Regions from separate parts of the Homo sapiens genome. Here region 1 is linked to region 2. A link is a loop called in an ENCODE intact Hi-C map of the cell type or tissue named here. Cell type or tissue: OCI-LY7. All regions are shown on one strand. Each heading gives the region's core, and the rest is flanking DNA. Links, peaks and the distances in the headings are about the cores only. Region 1 overlaps SEC14L1 (SEC14 like lipid binding 1). Region 2 has its middle 6.4 kb from the start of LACAT1.

The links. A loop is a pair of places that touch in the nucleus more often than their neighbours do. Peaks named below come from ENCODE experiments on the same cell type or tissue, not always from the same donor. Only the 100,000 strongest peaks of a DNase experiment are listed, where the experiment ranks them.
Region 1: it touches region 2 in a loop (4-fold over the local background); 7 of 110 quality-filtered maps call a loop at or near these places.

The regions. Positions count from the first base shown.
Region 1 is chr17:77,145,765-77,148,668 of GRCh38, reverse strand. All of the region lies in intron 3 of SEC14L1 (SEC14 like lipid binding 1), which reads right to left. Among named protein-coding and RNA genes, the nearest start is that of SEC14L1, 6.2 kb to the right of the region's middle. In OCI-LY7, for the core only: CTCF peaks have their summits at 1,342 and 1,547; DNase peaks (open chromatin) are centred at 918, 1,628 and 2,698; H3K4me3 peaks cover 2,450 bases; H3K27ac peaks cover 2,500 bases.
Region 2 is chr17:77,245,984-77,248,887 of GRCh38, reverse strand. No RefSeq gene overlaps it. Among named protein-coding and RNA genes, the nearest start is that of LACAT1, 6.4 kb to the left of the region's middle. RefSeq lists an enhancer at 863-1,713 and a silencer at 1,599-1,774. In OCI-LY7, for the core only: CTCF peaks have their summits at 1,437 and 1,680 (motif pointing right); DNase peaks (open chromatin) are centred at 1,707 and 2,077; H3K4me3 peaks cover 1,067 bases.

The DNA.
Region 1 (2,904 bases), core at 243-2,742, 100 kb after region 2:
GTGCTGGGACAGACAGGGACAGAACCAGGTGCCTTGGTTCCTGAAGGCACAGTCTAAAGGGTGTGTCTGCTGAAGGGACAGAGACACTGAAGGGGTTCCTGGAGAAAGCCAGCACTCCTAGGGCACAGTGAAACTGGGATGAGGGCGAGGAAAGGAGAGAGCAAAGAATGAGGTGACCACATCTGCTGTGTAATGGAAATAAGCCCAGACAGAAACGGCACTGGACAGGGTGGCAACTCCTGGGATGCACAGGAGCTAATGGAGCCTCTTCTATCGTGTGTTCCCACTGGTCACAATGAGGACAGCTGTCCTCAGCAGAAGAAAGACCAGAGTCCAAGCCACTATCTCGCCTGCGGCTGTCACCACAAAAATCGGGTTCAGAAGGTGGCCTCTCATGTTCTTCCCTCTCTCCCACAACTCTCCTTAAGGGCTCCTGACCTTGACCTCTCCCACCCTGCCCTCCTACACTAGGTGGCCTCCCGCCTCCTTCATTTTCCCTTTGAAGCCTTTATTAAGGAACCATTAACATGCAGGGGGAGGGGGAGATGCACTTGACAATGTTTAACTTTTAAAGTTTGTGCTTTATCTTAGAAATTTCAAAAAGAAACACTTCAACTCAAGCACCCTAGAATTATACATCCCATTCTAAGTTCCTAATCTGTGGGATCATATCACTATGCTCCCGTGAGATCTTAAACCCTTTAAGGCACAATCAATCAGTGTCCTTCACTGATTAATTTCTCCTCCCCGCAAGCCAGGAAGAGCAGCCCTTTGGTTAAAACTGATCAAACTGTACACCTGACATGTGACCACTTCATTGTATGTAAATTATAACTCAATTTAAAAAATGAGTCCCCCACACCTTTGTCAAAACACAGGACATCTGCAACCATCCCCCCAGAAGGTTCCCTGGTGCGCCTTCCTTGTCAGGTGTGAGGCTTTCGTTTGTGTGTGGCCAAGAAGTTTTGATTTCTCTTTCATAAAATGTTTCAGGTACACATCCCTGGGTAGAAGGAAGAAGCATAGTATGAGAAAAGAACACTAAACTCGAGAATCAGATCTCGGCACTACCTGTGTAAGTTTCACCACCTCGGAGTCTCAGATTCCCCGCCCTCCAAGGGAGGGTTGAGCTAGGTGATTGCTCCAACTCGCTGAAAGCTCTGACATTCTGTTTCTGGGCTGATATCTAACAAAACAACACCATGCAAATGCCTACTGAAAAACCTCCACTTCAATTTTGCTTATGTAAATACCACTCAAGCGAGTTAATGAGAACTTTAACATGTTTTTTTTTTAATGGTACTGACCTCAAAACAAATGGTAAATTTTCATTAAATCAAGTGAGATGCAATTAACATATCTGACCTGACTGTGTACCTATTTATACTAGGCACTTTTTACCTGAACAATTTTCCGGCAATACTAAATTACAAGTAAACTCTTGGTTAAAACAAACAAACAAAGGCATTAAGTTGAGTGAGGCGTTTTCTCCCACTCTCTCACCTCACAGGACTCACATAAACCAGGACTCGACCCACCTCCCGTGACTGCGTGCCGGGCACTGCCGGCCACTCCTGCCGCCACCGTGCGTTCTAGTGAGGCACATTCGCTTTCTGACGTGCTCACAAGTCCGCCGGCGGAAGCTACGGTTCCGTTCTCACCTTAACTGCATATATACCTCTTTCCTCACTCTGAATGCTGAACTGAAAAGGGCATTTTCAGGTTAACTCATTTTACTGTTAGTTTTCCTCAATGACAAAAAAAATTAAGCAAATACTGAGGATTTTATACCATAAAACTACAGTAAGAAATGGGGGCAAAGGACACCACACAAACATCACTCACAGTCTACTTTTGGAAGGAAAAAGGTAACATATTTCATTTTCGGATTTAAAAATGTTTTCTTTATACTACAGGGTGGAAGAATATACGTGCGTGTGTGTGCGTCTGTGTGTTTGTTTGTTTGTTTTTCTAACAATTCAAAAGAAAATTTCCTGAAGCTGGTGAGGCAAAAAAAAAAGTTTCTAACTAGTAAGTTTTAAATCATAAAAAAAAGAAAAAAAAGGAGAAGAAAGAAAGAAAAAGAAGGGAAATTAACCACTACCTCAGAACAATAGTTTTAAAATGGTTTAATTGTAAAAACTTGGTGGCAGCTCAGAATTTGAATTTCGAGTTCTTCTGTAAAGTCCTGCATGAACTGGCAAGGTAAACGTCACAATTTTGAAAATAGTGAAGTAAGGGAAATAAGGAAGTCTGAACGTTAAACAATCCAAACACCTCCTCTTTTATTAAATCTAACGTTTGGCAAAGAAACCAGCCTTTGCCTCAAACTATCAGGGTTGCATGAACTTTTTAAGCCACACTCAAGTGTTTTGGAGAACATCCCCCACCCTGCCCAACTCTCTGCCCTGTGTCCACCCCGGGCCGTGGGCAGCCACTCTACTTTACCTGGCGATGCCCACTGCCTACCACCCCCACTGCCTCCTCCCCAGCTCCACCAGCCCAGCTCACTGAACAAGGGTCAGGCCTCCCACCTAAGGCAAACAATCCACAGGCTAGCCAATATCCTCAAACCCAGGACCAGGGCAGGGGTCGGGGTGGGGAATGAACTAGATCAAGTTTCTCTCAAGGATGTGAACTATGAAATGTGACAGGAATTGGTCACTTAGAAACTGAAAGAATGCAACAAGAAATGCCACAGAGTTGAACTGGGGCCAGAGGGCTTTCAGACAGCTAAGCACGTCCTCGAGCTGAAGCCACATGGAAAACTAGGAGTGAGCAAAGCAGCCAGCTGGTGGCGGGGTAGAAGGCTCCAGCACATGGAGCCAGGCACAGTCCCACAGGGCAAAATCCTAGAGAAAAACTGTGGCTGAGGCCCCCAGAGCAGCCAGGAACCTCCCTCCA
Region 2 (2,904 bases), core at 235-2,734:
ACATTTAAGGGGAAAACAGAAAAAGAAGGGTTGGGGAGAAGTCAAAGAGCCGGGAAGAAATCCAGGCGAGAACTGCACTCGTAACCAAGGGACAGAAGGTTTAGAGAGTGACATGCCAGGGAGAGCTGCAGCTCGCTGGGTTGGCAGAAGGGGCAGATGGTGAGTAGGGGGAGGTCATGGAGGAGGGATGAGGTGGAGGGGCAGGGAGTTCACGAGAGAGAGGAGGTGGACCTGGGAGAGGAGACAACTCCTTGGTTTTAGAGCAAAGAACCTTGAGTTAACATATTTACGCCAGGAGAGAGAATGTCTAGGCTTGAAGGGGGAGGTGAGGGCTGATGGCACAAGGCTTCCAGCAGAGGATGGACAGCTCGGCCTGGAATAGAGAGTGAGACACAGTTTCCACGGAGGTGGAGAAGGGGACACAGTCCCTCGTCTGTGATTAGATGCCAACGGAATCCAGGCACAAGGGAAAGAGGGGCAGCACCTGCCCTCTGGAGGCTTCCAGTCTAGCGGAAGCTGATGGGTGGGAGGCAGGTGCAGAAAGATGGGGATCAGGCCTGGGAAGCAGTGCAGGAGCCAGGAACACCCAGCCCTCTTCCTGTCCCTGGGGTGCCCAGCACCAGGGAGCATGAGTGGTGACCAGAGGTGCAGGTGGGTCCCCCCTGGTTAGTGGGAGAGTGGGGGAGGGCAGATGGAGTGGGGAGTCTTGAGTGACAAGCCAGCGCCCCTGGCACCCATCTCTGAGCATGGCAGACATGGTCCTGCCTCCACGGTGCTCCAGGTCCAGCTCAGCATCTTCCTTGGAGGGGCACCCCAGAGGGGCCCCCAGCCACATCCTGTAAAATATGGGCTTCTGATGACTCTCTGACCTGGCTCTTCCTCCATAGCTCTCAGCCCCCTTGGAAATCAATTTTAAAATGTGCACTTAAAGGTTTGGTTCACTACAAAGGGCAGGTGAACAAGACAGACACAAATGATCCTTGGGAGCCCACGTCAAGGGGTAGGAGGCAGACAAGTGAACAGACTGTGATGATCCAGCCCGCAGAGGGCCGGTAGGCCCACATATAGCAGGAGCGCCCACCCTCACATGGAGGGGGAGGGAGGGCTTCCTGGAGGAGGCGACATCTAATGCTACCCAAAGGGTAAGTAGCAGCTCATGAGTTAGGCAGGTGAAAAAATCTTCAGGCAGAGAGAACCACAGGTGACACAAGCCAGCATGCCTGGGTTCCAATCCCAGGCCCTCCCCACCCCGACCCCCGGCGGTGGGACTTCTCTGTGTCTCAGTTTCCCGCTCTTTAAGAGGGAGCCAGAACAGCACCAACTCCATAGGTCTGAGAGGACCACACACTTGGAAGACGGCCCTGCGCCTAGTGTGGCCGCCACTCTGAGAGCGCCCGTCACCATCGCCCGGAGGAGGAGGGAGGTCGCTGTCGCCAAGAGCCCGAGGACCAGAGCCGGCGGTCAGACCCTTCTCCACGCCCTCCAGGCTCTCGGCCTCGGTCCTCAGAGGGCAACGGCAGTGGGCCCTTCCTCCCAGAACTGCTAAAACATCGCCCTGCGGAAAGGGCCCCTCGCAGCCCAAGACGCCGGGGAAGCGCTGGAGGCGCCGAAGACTCGGTCGGGGGTCTCGGGCGCAGCCCCAGGACCTGCGGAACCCGGCCCGGTGCGCAGACGCGCACACTCCAGCAGGTGGCGCTGCCTCCCCTGGAACGAGTCGGCTCCCGCAGGCGGCGCCCGGGGCGGGAGGGAGGCAAAGGGAGGGACCGGAGAGCAGGGCGCCTCCCTCTGCCCCGCCGGCCCAGGCGTCCGATGCGGCCCCTGCGAGCCCCCTCCCCGGGAGTTCTCATTGCCTCCCCCTGCCCCCGCTCCCGGCCGCTCCGATGCCTGTGGCAACCGGGATCCCGCGCCCGCCTCACCTGGGTGCGGGGGTGCAGGGTGACCTTTCACGCCGGGCCAACGCCAGTACCCCCTTCTCAGCACACCTGGGTCCCCGAGCGGGCCAGGTGGTTCCGTGGGGGCGGCCGCCACCGGCACACCTGGGCTGGATCCCCGCACACCTGGGTCCGCCCGTGTCGGGCTCGGGTACAAGTCCTGGCCGTGACACCTGGACCCCTCCACAGCCCTGCGGCTCCTCACTTCCCCCCTGCAGGGGTGGTTAGAGGAGCCACTCTAATAAGATCTAATAAGATCCCTGCAGGGCTGGTTAGAGGAGCCACTCTAACGCACCTGGAAGGTAACCGGCCATTCACAGGAATAGGACACCTGTCCCCTTCGTGCTAAAGGACGTTGGGGACAAGCAGGCCCCATCCAAAACATGGGGAAAGTGACCACTGTCATCCCAGGGAAGAGGTAAGAGGGAGCACAGGACTTGGTAGGGGCAGCTGTCACGGGGATGAGATGGAGAAGAGTCATGGGACCACCTATAGCCCTGTGTCCCCAGAGCCACATGCCACAAACACACATACAAACATATACACATGTGCATAGGGACACACATTCACATGCTCATATGCACACATTCATACACACATATATGAACACACATGCATAGACATACATGCAAACACACGCTCATATGCACACATTCATATACACATATAAACACACATGCACATACACGCACATACACACACGCTCAATGCACACATTCATATGCACATATAAACACATGCACACATACATGCACACACATACATATACAATGCTCATATGCACACATATACACATATAAACACATACACACACGCTCATATGCACACATTCATATACACATAAACACATGCACAGACACACGCACATACACGCTCAATGCACACATTCATATGCACATATAAACACACATGCACACACATACATATACAATGCTCATATGCACACATACACATATAAACACACATGCACACA